2 separate regions of the Homo sapiens genome follow, and region 1 is linked to region 2. Evidence: read pairs that join two places in POLR2A ChIA-PET (ENCODE). Cell type or tissue: A673. All regions are shown on one strand.

Region 1 (8,000 bases), 83 kb before region 2:
ATTGCCTGACTATCCCATCAGGCCTGTTAGGGCCTCCCACCCTGCTTCCACCCAGGCACCCCTGCTGTCGGCTGCACAGAAACCCTGTAGCCACCTCACCCATGTCTGTGGCACTTCCTGGAGGAATCTCTGGTTTCTGTGTGCCAGCCCCACTATACTAAGAACACCCTGAGAGCAGAGACAACGGCGTCCACTTTTGTGTGCAGTGGGCAGTCATCACTGCCAGGCACAATAACTGGCTCTTTTTAACACAAGGAGTGGTACTGTCATGCATTTTGATGGGACACGACGTGCAGAACGGAGAATCAGCGTGGCAGCCATGGGGGAATCCAGGCCTCAAACAGGCACGTCCTGGCAGTGGAGGCCAGGGTGCCTGGGAGAAGGCGTGTGCTGGGGCAGGCAGCTGGGCCTGGCAGGAAGCAGACAGGGGAGGAGGGACCTGGGCTCAAATTCCAACCTAGCCACTCACCAGCTCTGGGTCTTGGGAGAGGCACTCCCTCCCCTAAAGCGTAACCTCTTCATAAAGGAGGGGCTCTGAGAGGCTGTGGCCAGGACGAAGGTGCACAGACAGGGCCAGGCAGTGAGGAGAGGCCCACTGTTGGCCTGGTCTGCAGGGCTTCTGCCCAGCATGGGCCTGTTGTTCCTCACCTCCTTCCTATTCCAAATTGAGAAACTGGCAACAGGAGTCCAGTCCCAGTCCTTGTAATCTGAATGAGACTAAGATAAAGCAAAAAACTGGCAAACTGAGCTTCCTAGGGAAGGAGCACAGGGCATCAAACTTAAAGCCTGCTAAGGCCAGGGAGGCCTGAGGCAAGCTGCCCCGGTCTGCCCTCAACCCATCTGGCAGCGCCTCCCTATCCTTCCTTTGCACAAAGGGTGGGGACAGTGCCGACCTCACGGGTAGCCCTGAGGATGATAGTAGTTAATATTATAAGGCACTGGACATACAGGAAGTGCTAGGTATGCGTTAAAGAAATAAGTCAGGCAACAACCTGCCCAAATGTGCAATAGGATGCATCCCAAAACACCTCCGCCATGTGTTGAGGTTATTGTTGCCCCCTCCTCAGCAGACGATGGCCCAATGAGCATGTGCAGCTCCCTCAGGCAGAGCCACCCTCCCATTGGAGCTCTGAGTCACCTGCAGTGTACCCTGAGGCCAGCTCCACCGCCCGCAAGAAGGACACTCACACAGGCATGTTGATGAGGCATGAACTGGCCTCCCCACCCCAACTCCCGCTCTGCTCTGCTCCACGCCCTGACTCTTCCTTCCACAACCGCCCTGGTTCCCACCAAGGACCCTCTCCCCTCTCAGTGAGGCCTCTCCCCTGACCCCACCCTCTTTACCACTGCTCCCCCTGCCACACTGCCAGGCCCCCTTCCCTGGTCCAACTGCTTTCCCATTGCTGAATGAGGGCATGAATTCCCAGGACAGCCAGCTTCTCTGTCCTCTGCTGGTGTCTAAAGCAGGAAGGTGCGTTCCTCCCTGGGGCACAGATTCACCCTCCTGACCTCAGGGGGGCAGGATGATTCCTCTCAGCCGATTTATGTTCTGCTCGAAGGAAACTTCTGTGAGTTTCTTCTAATTTTCTAATTTTGAGAAACACAACATCTATCAATCAAGTGAACTCTCATAGGGCAGAATAAATTTTTGGCAGCTCCACTTCACCCCACCCAAGAAGCCTCCCAGTAAATTGCTGCCTGTGTGTGCAGCCTGCTTGCCCACCTGGGACAGGAGCCCACAGCTTGTATGTGGGACCCTTTACCCTATGTGTTTAAAAACCTAAATCACAGAGGACCACAAGACAACAGAAGGAGAGTTATACAATATCAGGATGATGGTTTCCTAAGCATGTCACCAGAAGCAGACACTATAAAGGAAAAAAGATTTTCCCATATTAAAAAAAAGATTTGGACTAGGTGTGGTGGTTCACGCCTGTAATCCCAGCACTCTGGGAGGCGGAGGTAGGTGGATCACTTGAGGTCAGGAGTTCGAGACCAGCCTGGCCAACATGGTGAAACGTCTCTACTAAAAATACAAAAATTAGCTGAGCACAGTGGCTCACGCCTGTAATCCCAGCACTTTGGGAGGCCAAGGCAGGTGGATCACCTGAGGTCCGGAGTTCGAGACCAGACTGGCCAACATGGTGAAACCCCATCCCTACTAAAAATACAAAAGGGCAAGGTGGTGGGCGCTGCAATCCCAGCTACTCGGGAGGCTGAGGTAGGAGGATGGCTTGAACCCGGGAGGCAAAGGTTGCAATGAGCCAAGATCCCACCACTGCACTCCAGCCTGAGCAACAAGAGTGAAACTCTGTCTCAAAAATAAAAAATAAAAATACAAAAATTAGCCAGGCATGGTGGCGTGCATTATAATCCCAGTTACTCGGGAGGCCGAGGCAGGAGAATCACTTGAACCTGGGAGGTGAAGGTTGCAGTGAGCCAAGATCAAGCCATTGCACTCCAGCCTGGGTGACAAGAGTAAAACTCTGTCTCAAAAAAATATATACGTAAATATAAAAATTAGCTGGGCATGGTGGTGTGCGGCCATAATCCCAGCTACTTGGGAAGCTGAGGCAAGAGAATCGCTTGAACCAGGGAGGTGGAGGTTGCAGTGAGCCAAGGTAGCACCACTGCACTCCAGCCTGGGTAACAGAGTGAGACTCTGTCTCTAAATAAATAAATAAATAACAGATATGAACCTCCAAGTTGAAATGAGGAACAAAGCCTGCACATTTAATTCCCTTCCATCTTAAAACCTGACTAAAACCACAGAAAAAAAAACCAGGAAGAATGGAAATGGTGGCCTCAACAGCCTTTTAGAAGCTGGAAAGCTGATGGCCCAGTGGTAACGTACACAGCAAGAGGACCAAGAAACCAGAGTCCTAAGTAACAGTGAGGAGGGGGTGCGCCCACCCAGTGACAGCCCTAGGTCTTTGCCAGGTTGAGGCCAGGCTGCACCAAGTGCTCTGGGACAGAGGGTGAAAGATATCCCTGCATCCCTCACTCCCCAACTTTACACTGTGGGTAGCTACTCCAGCACCAGGTGACCACAGGAGGTTTACTCTCTGGAAAAGCATGAAACGGATAGTCACTGGACTAGGGGGCCAACCCACCCAGTTGAAAAGGCACAGGTAGGACACTGAGAGAGGTGGGTTGTGTGGTCATCTGTGCTCTGGTCTAAGTGACTAGATCGATGCACGCTAACTGCCGAGACCCACTGGCCCATCAGCCTCCTCCATCGCAGTGAGCAGCATGCTGGCAGCCAGGTCTTCACCCACAGCCCAGTGTCTGGAAGACCATGCTCTAGGGCAGGGTCCCCAAGCCCTGGGCCACAGACCAGTACAGGTCTGTGGGCTGTTAGGAACCAGGCCTCACAGCAGTAGGTGAGCAGAGGGTGTGCAAGCATTACTGCCTGAGCTCTGCCTCCTGTCAGATAAGTGGTGGCATCAGATTCTCATAGGAGCACGAACCCCACTGTAAACTGTGCATGTGAGGGATCCAGGTCGCATGCTCCTTATGAGAATCTAATGCCTGATGATCTGAGGTGGAACAATTTCATCCTGAAACCATCCTCATCTGCCGGTCTGTAGAAAAATTGTCTTCTGTGAAACCGGTCCCTGGTGCTAAAAAGGTTGGGGACCATTGTTCTGGAGGAAGGACTCAGAATCTGCAGCCAGATGAGCCTTCAATGAAGTTCCCAGTCGACAAGCTCCACGTGCTGGAAGAGACTCCTAGGCTTTGGAGGGTCCCTCTCAGAGTGAGCAACCAGCCAAGGGCAGCCAGACGCCATAACATGGCCAATAAAGACCCCACAAGAAAAGAGTAATTTAGCGGTAACAGAAATTCAGCAAGAAGAAGGAAATGTAGAATTTATTAGGCCAGGTGCAGTGGTTCGCACCTGTAATCTCAGTACTTTCAGAGGCTGAGGCGAGAGGATGACTTGAGGTCAGGAGTTTGATTTTTTTTTTTTTTTTTTTTGAGACGGAGTCTAGCTCTGTCGCCCAGGCTGGAGTCCAGTGGCACGATCTCGGCTCACTGCAACCTCTGCCTCCCACGTTCAAGTGATTCTTCTGCCTCAGCCTCCCGAGTAGCTGGGACTACAGGCGCGCGCCACCATGCCCAGCTAATTTTTGATTTTTAGTAGAGATGGGGTTTCACCATATTGACCAGGCTAGTCTCGAACTCCTGACCTTGTGATCCGCCTGCCCTCGGCCTCCCAAAAGTGCTAGGATTACAGGTGTGAGCCACTGCGTCCAGCTGAAGTCAGGAGTTTGAGACCAGCCTGGGCAACATCACAAGATCCCATCTCTACGAAAAACAAAAATATTTGCCAGGAGTGGTGGTGCATGCCTGCAGTCCCAGCTACTTGGGAGGCTGAGGTGGGAGGATCACTTGAGCCCAGGAGTTCGAGGCCATAGTGAGCCATGAACACATCACTGCATTCCAGCCTGGGCAATAAAGTGAAAATTTATCAAAAAAAACGGTAGAATTTATTATAATATATATAAATATTATACTACATTGTATCCATTTAACAGGAATGGGTGCTATAAAAAGGGAAAAGTCAGATTACAAAAAAGGAAAAAGAAGGAGTTCTTGGAAATAAAAGCATGTTAGCAGTGAAAGGTCAAAGAAAAAATTGAGGAAATCACTTAGAGAGGAGAGCTAAAAGTAAAAGAGATAGAAAACAGGAGATAAAAGATAAAACTAGAGGCCCAAAGAGTGAACATTAAACACTCCAGCACAGGAAGTGTAGGGAGTGAGATTCCCCTGAAATGACTCAAAGGAACTTCCCAAGTAGAGCAGGACTTGGGTTTAGGGATCAAGACAAGTCATATGAGGCTGAGAGCTAGCACCTCAGGAGACAGAAGCACAAGCCAGCACAAGGGCAGCGCAGTGTAACATCATTTTAAATTCCCCAGTTAGCATGTCCCACCAGGGGGCCTAGATGCACTCAAACTGGCATGGTCTCCAGAAAGTTAATTCCCAGGAGTCCCTTCTCAGGAAGCTGGCAGAATGAGGGAATAAATCACAAAGGATGAGACACAGGATATAGAAAACAAGGGACCCAACAAAGGAAGACAACAGTCCCAGTCTGGGCAGACAAGCACGCTGAGGGCTGTCACACCACACCTGCGGCCACTGCCTAGAGGGTTCCAGAAGGGAGGTCCAAGAGGGTCACCGCCCACCTCCTTTGGGAGGCCGAGGTGGATGGATCACTTGAGGCCAGGGGTTTGAACTGAAACTGACAGCTCACTAGCACTGAGCCTGAAGATAACTGTACTGAGAGGCAACCGGAAAATAAAGGAAGAATAAGAATAGATACACAGAAAACTGGGCATAGTGTTGAAAAGGCAATTCTTTCCTAGGAAAAAAATAACAAGCAATTGCAGTACACCACTATGCTCAGCTGTGAATATCATTTGTGTAGGCAGAAAATGTAAACATTCATTACCGATTTATGCAGAAAGTAGAATACTGGAAGAATGAGGGAGGAGAAGCAGAGATAATGGCGATGGAAGGGAGCTACAGAGCAAGCCAACATAATTTGTAAAACGCCAAGTTGCAAAAGCAGCATGTGCCTATTACCTAGAATCAGAGGTATATGCCGGAAGAAAGCTCAGATGTAAAGGCAGTTGCTACCTCTGGGGAGAACTGGCAGAATGGGAACCACAGTAGTTTCTTGTCTTTTTACAGTTTATGTGATATATTATGTTGATAAAATTTAAAGTAATTAAAAATTAAATGAGGCCGAGTGTGGTGGCTCATGCTTGAGCCCAGGAATTCAAGATTCAAGATTGGCCTGGGCAATATAGTGAAACCCCATCTCTACAAAAAATACAAAAACTTAGCCAGTCATAGTGGTGCATGCCTGTAGTCCCAGAAACTCGGGGGCTGAGGTGGGAGGATTTCTTGAGCCCAGGAGGCGGAAGCTGCAGCGAGCCAAAATCGTGCCACTACACTACAGCCTGGGTGAAAGAGTAAGACCCTGTCTCAAAAAAAAAAAGAAAATTAAAATTAAAATTAAATGACAAAATGCACATAAAGAGTGTCGTAGAGAAATACTCAGCGAACAATAGCTATTAAGAAGGGTCACGTGGCCGGGTGCAGGGGCTCACACCTGTAATCCCAACACTTCGGGAGGCTGAGATAGGTGGATCACCTGAGGTGGGGAGTTTGAGACCACCCTGACCAACATGGAGAAACCCCGTCTCTACTAAAAATACAAAATTAGCCAGGCGTGGTGGTGCATGCCTGTAATCTCTGCTACTCAGGAGGCTGAGGCAGGAGAATCACTTGAACCCGGGAGGTGGAGTTTGCAGTGAGCTGAGATCGTGCCACTGTACTCCAGCCTGGGCAACAAGAGTGAAACTCCGTCTCAAAAAAAAAAAAAAAAAAAAAAAGAGAAAGGTCATGTTTGGCCAGGCTCAATGGCTCATGTCTGTAATCCCAAAACTTTGGGAGACCGAGGTGGGTGGATCACTTGAGAGGCCAGGAGTTCAAGACCAGCCTGGCCAACATGGCGAAACCCCATCTCCACTAAAAATACAAAAATTAGCTGGGCGTGGTGGCCCACGCCTGTGGGACAGGGCAAAACTATGTCAAAAAAAAAACAAAAAAACTCATGTTCACCTTTCTTTTGTTTTTGAGACAGGCTCTCTGTGTTGCCCAGGGTGGAGTATGGTGGCGCAATCAGCTCACTGCAGCCTCCGACTCCTAGGCTCAAGCAATCCTCCCTCCTCAGTCTCCCGAGTAGCTGGGACTACAGGCCTAGCTAATTTTTTAAAATTATTTTTTATAGAGACAGGATCTCACTATGTTGCCCAAGCTAGTCTTGAACTCCTGGCATCAAGCGATTCTCCCACCTTGGCCTCCCAAAGTGCTGGATTATAGGTGTGAGCAACTGCGCCCAGACCACTTTCACCTATCTAAACCTTCCTGTCTCAGTCAACACAGGGACAGTAAGTTTCTCCTCTATTAGCAATTTGGACCCCCAGGAGCGTCTCAAAAAATTGCCACAGGCCAGGGAACAGTGGCTCACACTTATAATCCCAGGACTTTGGGAGGCCAAGGCAGGCGGATCACGAGGTCAGGAGTTCGAAATCCCGTCTCTACTAAATCCCGTCTCTACTAAAATTACAAAAGTTAGCTGGGCATGGTGGCAGGCGCCTGTAAGCCCAGCGACTCCAAAAGCTGAGGCAGGAGAATCGCCTGAACCCGGGAGGCGGAGGTTGCAGTCAGCCGAGATCGTGCCACTGCACTCCAGCCTGGGTGACAGAGCTAGACTCCGTCTCAAAACAAAAAACAAAACAAAACAAAAAAAACCTGCCACATATTCCTTCTGCAAGTGGCCCCACAGTCAGAGTATGGATGGAGTTTGAAGGGACCTCAGGATGAGTGAGGCCAACGGCACAGGCAAAGCAGTTCCTCCCACCCCCACCCCAAGCCCCACCAATCTGAGAGGTGCCTTCTGGCTGCAGCTCAAATGCCTCACCACACTCCCAGCCAGAAAAGCCCCTTCCCTGTCCTCCATCAGTGCAGGGCTTGTTCTCACCCAGCCTTCTGACCTTCACTAGGTCTCTAGACAGCTACAGGGTGGCATCCCACACTGTCCTTGGACTTCTTCCAATCCTGCAACCAATTTACTGCCCCAGTGCCCAGGTGCTTTCATCTCTAAGGCAGGAAATGATGAGATACCGATTGTTCAGTCATCAATGTAACCAAAGCAAACATCTGGCCTCTCTATCTCTCAGGCAGCTGGGAGCACATTTGTCAAACTGTATCCCAAACAAACTGTAACTTTTTCCTTTACTGAAACTTCTACATTCTGGTTCTTTTACTTTTTAAAGAAACATAAAAGTGTTTTTTTAACAAGATAAAAATATATACTTCAGAATTTAACTCTCCACCCACATGTAGGAATGGGTATTTTGGTCCTGCAGAATGAAAATCTCGAATCATACCAATACAGGAGACTTCAAACACTGTACACCCCTCTG
Region 2 (8,000 bases):
AATACTACTGAGCAATAGAAAAGGAACCAACTATTGGTACATGTTGAGTACCCTTTATCTGAAATGCTGGGGACCAGAAGTGTTTTGGATTTCAGATTTTTTCAGATTTTGGAATCTTTGCATTATAGTTACTGGTTCAGCATTTCTTATCCAAAAGTCTGAAATGCATTTCCTTTGAGTGCCGTGTTTGTGCTCAAAAAGTCTCAGATTTTGGAGGTACTCAACCTGTACATGCAACAACCTGGTAGAACCTGGGTTGGGGTAGAAAGCCAATGTCAAAAGGTTGTATACTGATTTAATTCAGACAACACTCTTGAAGTTACAAAACTGTAGAAATAGAGAAGAGATTGGTGGTTTCCAGGGCTTAAGGAAGGGATTAGGGTAAGGGAGGTGAGTGGATGTCACCCTAAAGGGCAGCCCCTCGGGATCCTGGTGGTGATAGGACAGTTCTGTGGCTGTGTCCACGTCAGCATCCTGGTGACCCTGTGATATAGTGACACAGGCTCCTACCATGGGGGAAAGAAGGCACGTGAGACCTCTGTATTTTTACTTCCAACTACACGTGACTACACTTATCTCAAAATGAAAAGTTTAATTAAAAAGAAAAACCTCGGCTGGGCGTGGTGGCTCATGCCTATAATCCTAGCACTTTGGAAGGCCGAGGCAGGTGGGTCACGAGGTCAGGAGATCGAGACCATCCTGGCCAACATGGTGAAACCCTGTCTCTATTAAAAATACAAAAGTTAGCTGGGTATGGTGGCGGGCGCCTATAATCCCAGCTACTCGGGAAGCTGAGGCAGGAGAATCATTCGAACCCGGGAGGCGGAGATTGCAGTGAGCCGAGATCGTGCCACTGCACTCCGGCCTGGTGACAGAGCGAGACTCCGTCTCAAAAAAAAAAAAAAAAAGAAAAACCTCCCCAGACCCCTACTGGTGATAGGAGAAGACCCAAACCAAACCCTTGGTGTGTGTTCTTCCTCCCCACTGCTCCGTCCACCTCTCTAGACTCTTGTGTTTTTGCCACCCGCATGGCCTCAGTGTTAGTGACTTGCCCAGTAACATAGCTCTGGAGCCTCCACACCCTGAGGGGCTCCTCTACCCTCAAAACACCCAGGGCCTTGCCTTGGGGCCTTCTGTTGGCCTGCTGGGTGTGAGTGGGTGGGTTCCGGAAGTGGTAGGGCCAGGGTAAGAGGTGCCCATGATGGGGGCAGGCTGGGCCCTATGGAGATAGCCCAACAGAGGGAGGGTAAAAAGCCCACAGAAGGTTCAGGACCAGAATCAAGAACCATGTGTATTTTTCTCCCCACATCATGAGTTTAGTGTCAGATATTATTTACAAACATTTTAAAAGCAGGGTCAGCAGGCCCGGAGGATTGCATGTCCAGTGGGAGTGGGGGAGGGGTGGAGGCCACTGAGGGTGGGTCAGCGGTCCCCAGGGTTCTGTGGCTTCTTCCAGACTGGCTTGGAAAAAATGCTTTTATTTTCTTGGAGTTCCCCCATGCAGATGTTAACTTTAGGAGCAAAGGAAAGACAAAGGCTACATTTCATTTCTGAGTCTATAGATGTATCCGCTATTGGGAAGAGGTTAGAGGTCAATGACTAGGACAGTATGTCCCATGAGAATCGAGGGAGGATTCTTGTCTGTATGTGAGTGGGAAGTGGTGAAGCCTCACAGCGTTGTCAGGCAGGTGTGGGGTGGTGATTGGCCTTGACAGAGTACCCAGCCACCCTTCCTCACTGCCCTCTCACGCCATTTCTCCTGGTGGCTCCACACAGGTGTATGCCCACGCAGGCGCGACGCTGGAGGGGAAGATGTATATCACCTGCGGCCGCAGAGGGGAGGATTACCTGAAAGAGACACACTGCTACGATCCAGGCAGCAACACTTGGCACACACTGGCTGATGGGCCTGTGCGGCGCGCCTGGCACGGCATGGCAACCCTCCTCAACAAGCTGTATGTGATCGGGGGCAGCAACAACGATGCCGGATACAGGAGGGACGTGCACCAGGTGAGTGGGGCCCGGGGCAGTCCACACCCGTCATCATTCCCAAGCCTCTCAGTTGTTATTGATGGAAAATGTAATTGAATCATGTGCCTTTTAAAAATAGACTATTTTTTAGAGCAGTTTTAGGTTCACAGCAAAATTAAGTGGAAGGTACAGTTTCCATACACCCCCTTTTCCCCCCATACACATATAGCCTCCCCACTGCAGACCTCTCGCTCCAGAGGGGTGGATGTGTCACAGTTGTTGAAACTGCATTGATGCATCACCATCAACCAGAGTCCACAGTGTTCACTCTTGGCACATTCTATAGGTTTGGACAAATGTCACCATGACAGTATCACACACATACACATCTACCTTTGCTTATTACTCTTAAAAACTTTTAGGCCGGATGTGGTGGCACATGCCTGTAATCCAAGCAGTTTGGGAAGCCAAGGCGAGAGGATCACTTGAGCTCAGGAGCTTGAGACCAGCCTGGGCATCATGGCAAAACCCCATCTCTACAAAAATACAAAAATTAGCCAGGTGTGGTTGCATGCCTGTACTCTCAGCTACTTGGGAGGCTGAGGTTGGGGGATGGCTTGAGCCCAGGAGGCAGAGGTTTCAGTAAGCTGAGATCACGCCACTGCACTCCAGCCTGGGCGACAGAGCCAGGCCTTGTCTCAAAAAAAACAAAAAAAAACAACAACAAAACTTTTAGATCCAGGCTGGCAGCACATACCTGTAGTCCCAGCTACTCAGGAGGCTGAAGTGGGAGGATTGTTTCAGCCCAGAGTTGGAGGCTTCACTGAGCTATGATCACACCGCTGTTCCCCAGCCTAGGTGACAGAATGAGACCCTGTCTCTATTCAAAACAAAATAAAACAAAACAACAGAACAAAACTTTTATTATAAAGTTAATATAACCACATTGCCGGAACTTTAAAAAATAGAGATGGGTGGCCGGGCGCGGTGGCTCACGCCTGTAATCCCAGCACTTTGGGAGGTTGAGGCAGGTGGATCACGAGGTCAGGAGTTCAAGACCAGCTTGGCCAAGATGGTGAAACTCCATCTCTACTAAAAATACAAAAATTAGCCAGGTGCGGTGATGGGCGCCTGTAATCCCAGTTACTTGGGAAGACTGAGGCAGGAGAATCGCTGGAACCCGGGAGGCAGAGGTTGCAGTGAGCTGAGATCACACGACTGCACTCCAGCCTGGGCAACAGAGCAAGACTCCATCTCAAAAAAAAAAAAAAAATAGAGAAGGGTGAGGAAAAGCATTCATAATCAGGCCCCTGCAGTACTGTTTTTCAGTATGACCATTTTCAGCATTGACCGTGTATGTTTTCTGCCTGATTGTAGTCAAAGAGCATCCCATTCTGAGCTGGGCACAGTGGCTCACACCCGTAATCCCTGCATTTTGGGAAGCCAAGGCAGGTGGATGGCTTGAGTCCAGGAACTGATACCAGCCTGGGCAACATGGTGAAACTCCATCTCTACTAAAAATACAAAAAAAAATTAGCCAGGCATGGTGGCTTGCACCTGTGGTCCCAGCTACTTGGGAGGCTGAGGGAGAATCAACTGAGCCCAGGAGGTTGAGGCTGCAGTGAACCGTGATGGTGCCACTGCACTCCAGCCTGGGCAACAGAGCGAGACCTTGTCTCAAACAAACAAACAAACAAACAAAAAAGAGCATCCCATATCCCATTCTGCTTCTCTCAGTGACTTTTGTCCTGGGCATTTTCCAGATTAACACTCAATCTTCATCATCCCCTCTTGTGTCTAAGTTTTAACTATTCCAAATAACATGACAAGTAATAGTTGCTTTGTTGAGCTTTTCAGGTATTTTGGATTATTTCCTTAGGTTCATGCAACAGTTCTCAAAGTGTGATTCTCAGACTAACAGAGTCTGCATCACCTGGGAACGCTGTGTTACGAGGCACCTCAGACCCACTGATTCGGAAGCCCTGAGGGTGGGTCTTGGCGATCTGGCTTTTAACAGGTCCTCTGCTTGTGAGATCCTCTGGGCCAGCACATTAGTTTTCTATTGCTTCAGTAACCTATCACCACAAACATAGCAACTTAAGATAAATTTATTCTGCATTCATAAGTCCTCTGACATGGGCCTTGCCAGGCTAAAACCAGGGTGCGGTCAGGGCATCTTTCCTTTGTGGAGACCCTAGTGGGGATCTGCCTCCCTGCTCACTCTGGTTAGAAGAATTCAGTCCCTGGCAGTTGCAGTCCCATTTCCTTGCTAGCTGTCAGTTGAGGGCCTTCTTGGCTTCTAGAGGTCCCCACTTTTCCTGGCTTGGGGACACTTCGTCTTCAAAGCCAGCAATGGCAGGTTGAGTCCTCCTCACTTCTCAGCTCTCTTGTCTGGCTTTACCCTTCCTTTTTTTCTTTTTTTTTTTTTTATGAGATGGAGTCTTGCTTTGTCACCCAGGCTGGGGGGCACTGGTGCAGTCTCAGCTCACTGCAACCTCTGCCTCCTGGGTTTAAGCGATTCTCCTGCTTCAGCCTCCGGAGTAGCTAGGAGGACTACAGGTGTTCGCCACCACACCTAGCTAATTTTTCTATTTTTAGTAGAGACGGGGTTTTGCCATGTCGGCCAGGCTGGTCTCAAACTCCTGACCTCAGGTGATCCACGCACCTCAGCCTCCCAAAGTGCTAGGATTACAGGCGTGAGCCACCACCCCCGGCCTCCCCTTCCACTTTTTTTGTTTGTTTGTTTGAGACAGAGTCTCGCTCTGTCGCCAGGCTGGAGTGCAGTGGTGCTCTTGGCTCACTGCACCCTTTGCCTCCTGGGTTCAAGTGATTCTCCTGCCTCAGCCTCCCGAGTAGCTGGGGTTACAGGCATGTGCCACCATGCCCAGCTGATTTTTGTATTTTTAGTAGAGACGAGGTTTCACCATGTTGGCCAGGATGGTCTTGATCTCTTGACCTTGTGATCAGCCCGCCTTGGCCTCCCAAAGTGCTGGGATTACAGGCGTGAGCCACCACGCCCGGCCTCTCCCCTTCCACTTTTAAGGGCTCATGCAATTGGATGGATCACCTGGAAAATCCAGGAAAACTGCCCCATCTCAGGGTCTGCACCCTTAATCCTTTTTTTTTTTGTATTCTTGTACCCTTGATCCTATCTGCAAAGCCCCTTTGGCTGCTTAAGGTAGCATATTCTGGAGATTAGGAACTAGACATCTTTGGGGGCCACTATTCTGCCCACCATAGCTAGAGAACCAAAAACGGCTAATCAGTCAAGAAGGTAAGATTTTTATGGCTCTTAATACTTATTGCCAAATTCCTTTTCTGGCATGTCAGACAGATACATAGTAGTATGGCTTTACCACACCCTCAACAGCATTGGGTTTTGTGATTTTCCTTCTCTGCAGTGGTTGCTAGTTGAAAAATTTGTCTCTGATGTTTTGATTTTGCGTTTCTTGAATTACTAGTAGGTTGAACATTTTTCCATGTCTTTGTTTACTGTTTGGACAATTTTGAAGACAAGAGAATATTGATGTTGACTACTCCGCAAGGAATTACTTCCACTTTCTGTCTCCTCCCCCTGTCCTACTGCCTGTGTTGAGTGCTGCAGAAGGAGGTTGAAGACATTTCAGTGGAGTCCATGTCTCTCAGGCAGCTTCGTTTCCTGGAGGGGAGAGAAGCAGTGCCCTCAGACATGGGGAATGACCACATGCTGATGGGGGCACAGCCACACACTCGGGGGCAGAGACTGGCTTAGGGCCGGGTGGCCTAGAGGAAGGGCTGGGCTGGAGCAAAGCCAGAGAGAATAGGATCATTCTAGGGGAGGGCCCAAAAGACAGCCTCCTGCAGACTCGGCCATCCCTGGGTGAGAAAGCAGCAGCCTGGCCCATGGACAGGATGTTTCAACACTGGCCCTGTGCCATCCTTCCAGGGGGCCTGACCTGTCAGAATGGTGGGTAACTGTTGCCACCTTGGTCAGTGGGCTTGTGGGGGAGCTGGCAGCCTCGTCCCAGTGGGTGCTGGGCTTTATTCTAGCCTTGGCTTTGCAGGTGGCCTGCTACAGCTGCACGTCTGGACAGTGGTCATCTGTCTGCCCACTCCCTGCTGGGCACGGTGAGCCTGGCATTGCTGTGCTGGACAACAGGATCTATGTGTTAGGTGGCCGCTCACACAACCGCGGCAGCCGCACAGGCTACGTGCACATTTACGATGTGGAGAAGGACTGCTGGGAGGAAGGGCCCCAGCTGGACAACTCCATCTCAGGCCTGGCGGCCTGTGTGCTCACCCTGCCCCGCTCCCTGCTCCTTGAGCCGCCCCGCGGGACCCCTGACCGCAGCCAGGCCGACCCGGACTTTGCCTCTGAGGTGATGAGTGTGTCTGACTGGGAGGAGTTTGACAACTCCAGTGAGGACTAGGCTCCCTGTGCCTGGCATCAGAGGGAAGGGAGGCTGGGGCTGCAGGGCAGTGAAACCCACGCAGCCTAGGCCAGAGCACTTTACTCCAGGCAGGGCCCCTGCCCCTGTTGGCCACAGCTTATGGGCCCTGCCCTCTTTCTTCACACCAGCCCCTTGGCCAGCCTGCCGCAGGCATCTCAGGGCCATGCAGATCCCAGGCTGTGGATTACGTCACTGCAGGAACTGCTTCTGAAAGGCTTTGGCCTTCCTCAGTGAGCCCTGGAGGGGTTGGCCTTCTCTCCTCCCTGCCTAGATCAGTCCTTCTCCAAAAGGACCTGGGAGCTGGCAGCCTGGGCAGGGGGGCTGAGGCACGTGGTAGCCCTCTTTCTGTGAATGGGGTGGGGCTGTGGGGGCAGCTGGGGTTGGAGGATGAGAGCTCCTGAGGGGCAGAGGAGCAGAGATGCATCAGCTCGCCTGGGACTGGCTCTGTGATAAAAAGACCCCTCCCGCTGGGTTTTCAGACCCCATGTTGTTGGTCAATGAAATAAAGCATCTTACAGAAGGTGTTAACTGTTTTTCTGTAGCCACAGCCTCAGTTCCTTTCCACAGTGCACCCAAGCTGCGTCCCCAGGAAGCGTGGCTTCTGGGGTCAGAGCTGCCATCTGGGAGAGGCTGTGGAAGCCCAGGCCAGAAGCCAAGTGGCACTGGGAAGACCCTGCCTGAGAGGGAAGCACAGTAAACTCCACAAGCTAACAGGGCACTCAGTGGGAAAGCTGGAACTCGCCCTGGTCTGGTGACAGGTGGTTGTGCAGCCACTTGAGTGTCTTCTCTGGTGTGGAACTTGTCTCCCAACCAGGGCAGCACGCAGAGTTTCAGCCCAGCTCGTTAGGAGTCTCTCAGCCTGAGGGTCAGGGAACCAGAGCTTCAGCACCTGGGAGCGGGGCAGCATCAGGGGGTCGGTGGGGGGGGCCCCTCTGGCCTGTGCCCGGCTCCTCCCAACCTCCTGAAGCTGAGTGTGCTGGGGAGGGGAGCTGCATGTGCTACAGGTTTGCCAGGTAACCCTTAGGCACCCAGTCTCAAGGACCACACTGGCACAGCAGCTGGGACCCTCCCCTGTTCACCTGTCCCCATGCTTTTCTTGCCCTCTTGAGACTGCCAGGCTTAGCCTGCACCCTGCATGGATGGGCTGTGAGCCCACACCAGCCTCACTGCAGGGCTGCACCACACGAAGCTTTCTTCCATCCTGATGCCCTCATAGGGTCTGCACCTGCAGACTCCTACTATGAGCCTTGTGCCCAGAGCCATCCCGCAGACAGGGCTGTAACTTGCCAAGGCCCCATCCTTTCCCAGTTGACTGGGCAGAGCATGGGGACAGCCATGTGTTCCTGCTGGCATCCTGTCCCGGAAGAGAAGGGGGCAGTGTGTGCTCCTTGATGGGAGGAGAGGGGATGGGGACGGGGGACTATCAGTCACTCTGGGCTCTCCTAAATGGATACCCCAAGGATTCTTGAGGGTAGAGACAAAGCCCTCAGAGTTGGCCTGTGCCCCCAGGGCTGTGGTATGTGGGTGTGTGTGTAACCTGAAGACCTTCCTCACTGTCCTGGGCCCTGAGTACCCCTGAGGAAACATGACATTGCCTTG

The links. ChIA-PET counts read pairs that join two places held together with the same protein. Peaks named below come from ENCODE experiments on the same cell type or tissue, not always from the same donor. Only the 100,000 strongest peaks of a DNase experiment are listed, where the experiment ranks them.
Region 1: POLR2A ChIA-PET joins it to region 2 with 15 read pairs; 2 of 35 experiments call an interaction of 5 or more read pairs at or near these places.

Annotation. Positions count from the first base shown.
Region 1 is chr22:20,523,935-20,531,934 of GRCh38, reverse strand. The region is part of intron 1 of MED15 (mediator complex subunit 15); the gene reads right to left. Among named protein-coding and RNA genes, the nearest start is that of MED15, 20 kb to the right of the region's middle. RefSeq lists enhancers at 788-1,775, 5,027-5,196. In A673, no CTCF peak of the experiment used is centred here; DNase peaks (open chromatin) are centred at 4, 432 and 4,964; H3K4me3 peaks cover 550 bases; H3K27ac peaks cover 4,135 bases.
Region 2 is chr22:20,440,453-20,448,452 of GRCh38, reverse strand. KLHL22 (kelch like family member 22) reads left to right here. Exons shown (of 7, transcript NM_032775.4): 6 at 1,777-2,010; 7 at 6,015-6,934. The coding sequence ends at 6,380. LOC107985588 (a long non-coding RNA gene) reads right to left here. Exons shown (of 2, transcript XR_001755623.2): 2 at 5,250-5,629. Among named protein-coding and RNA genes, the nearest start is that of SCARF2, 6.6 kb to the right of the region's middle. RefSeq lists enhancers at 5,756-6,255, 6,256-6,757. In A673, no CTCF peak of the experiment used is centred here; no DNase peak of the experiment used is centred here.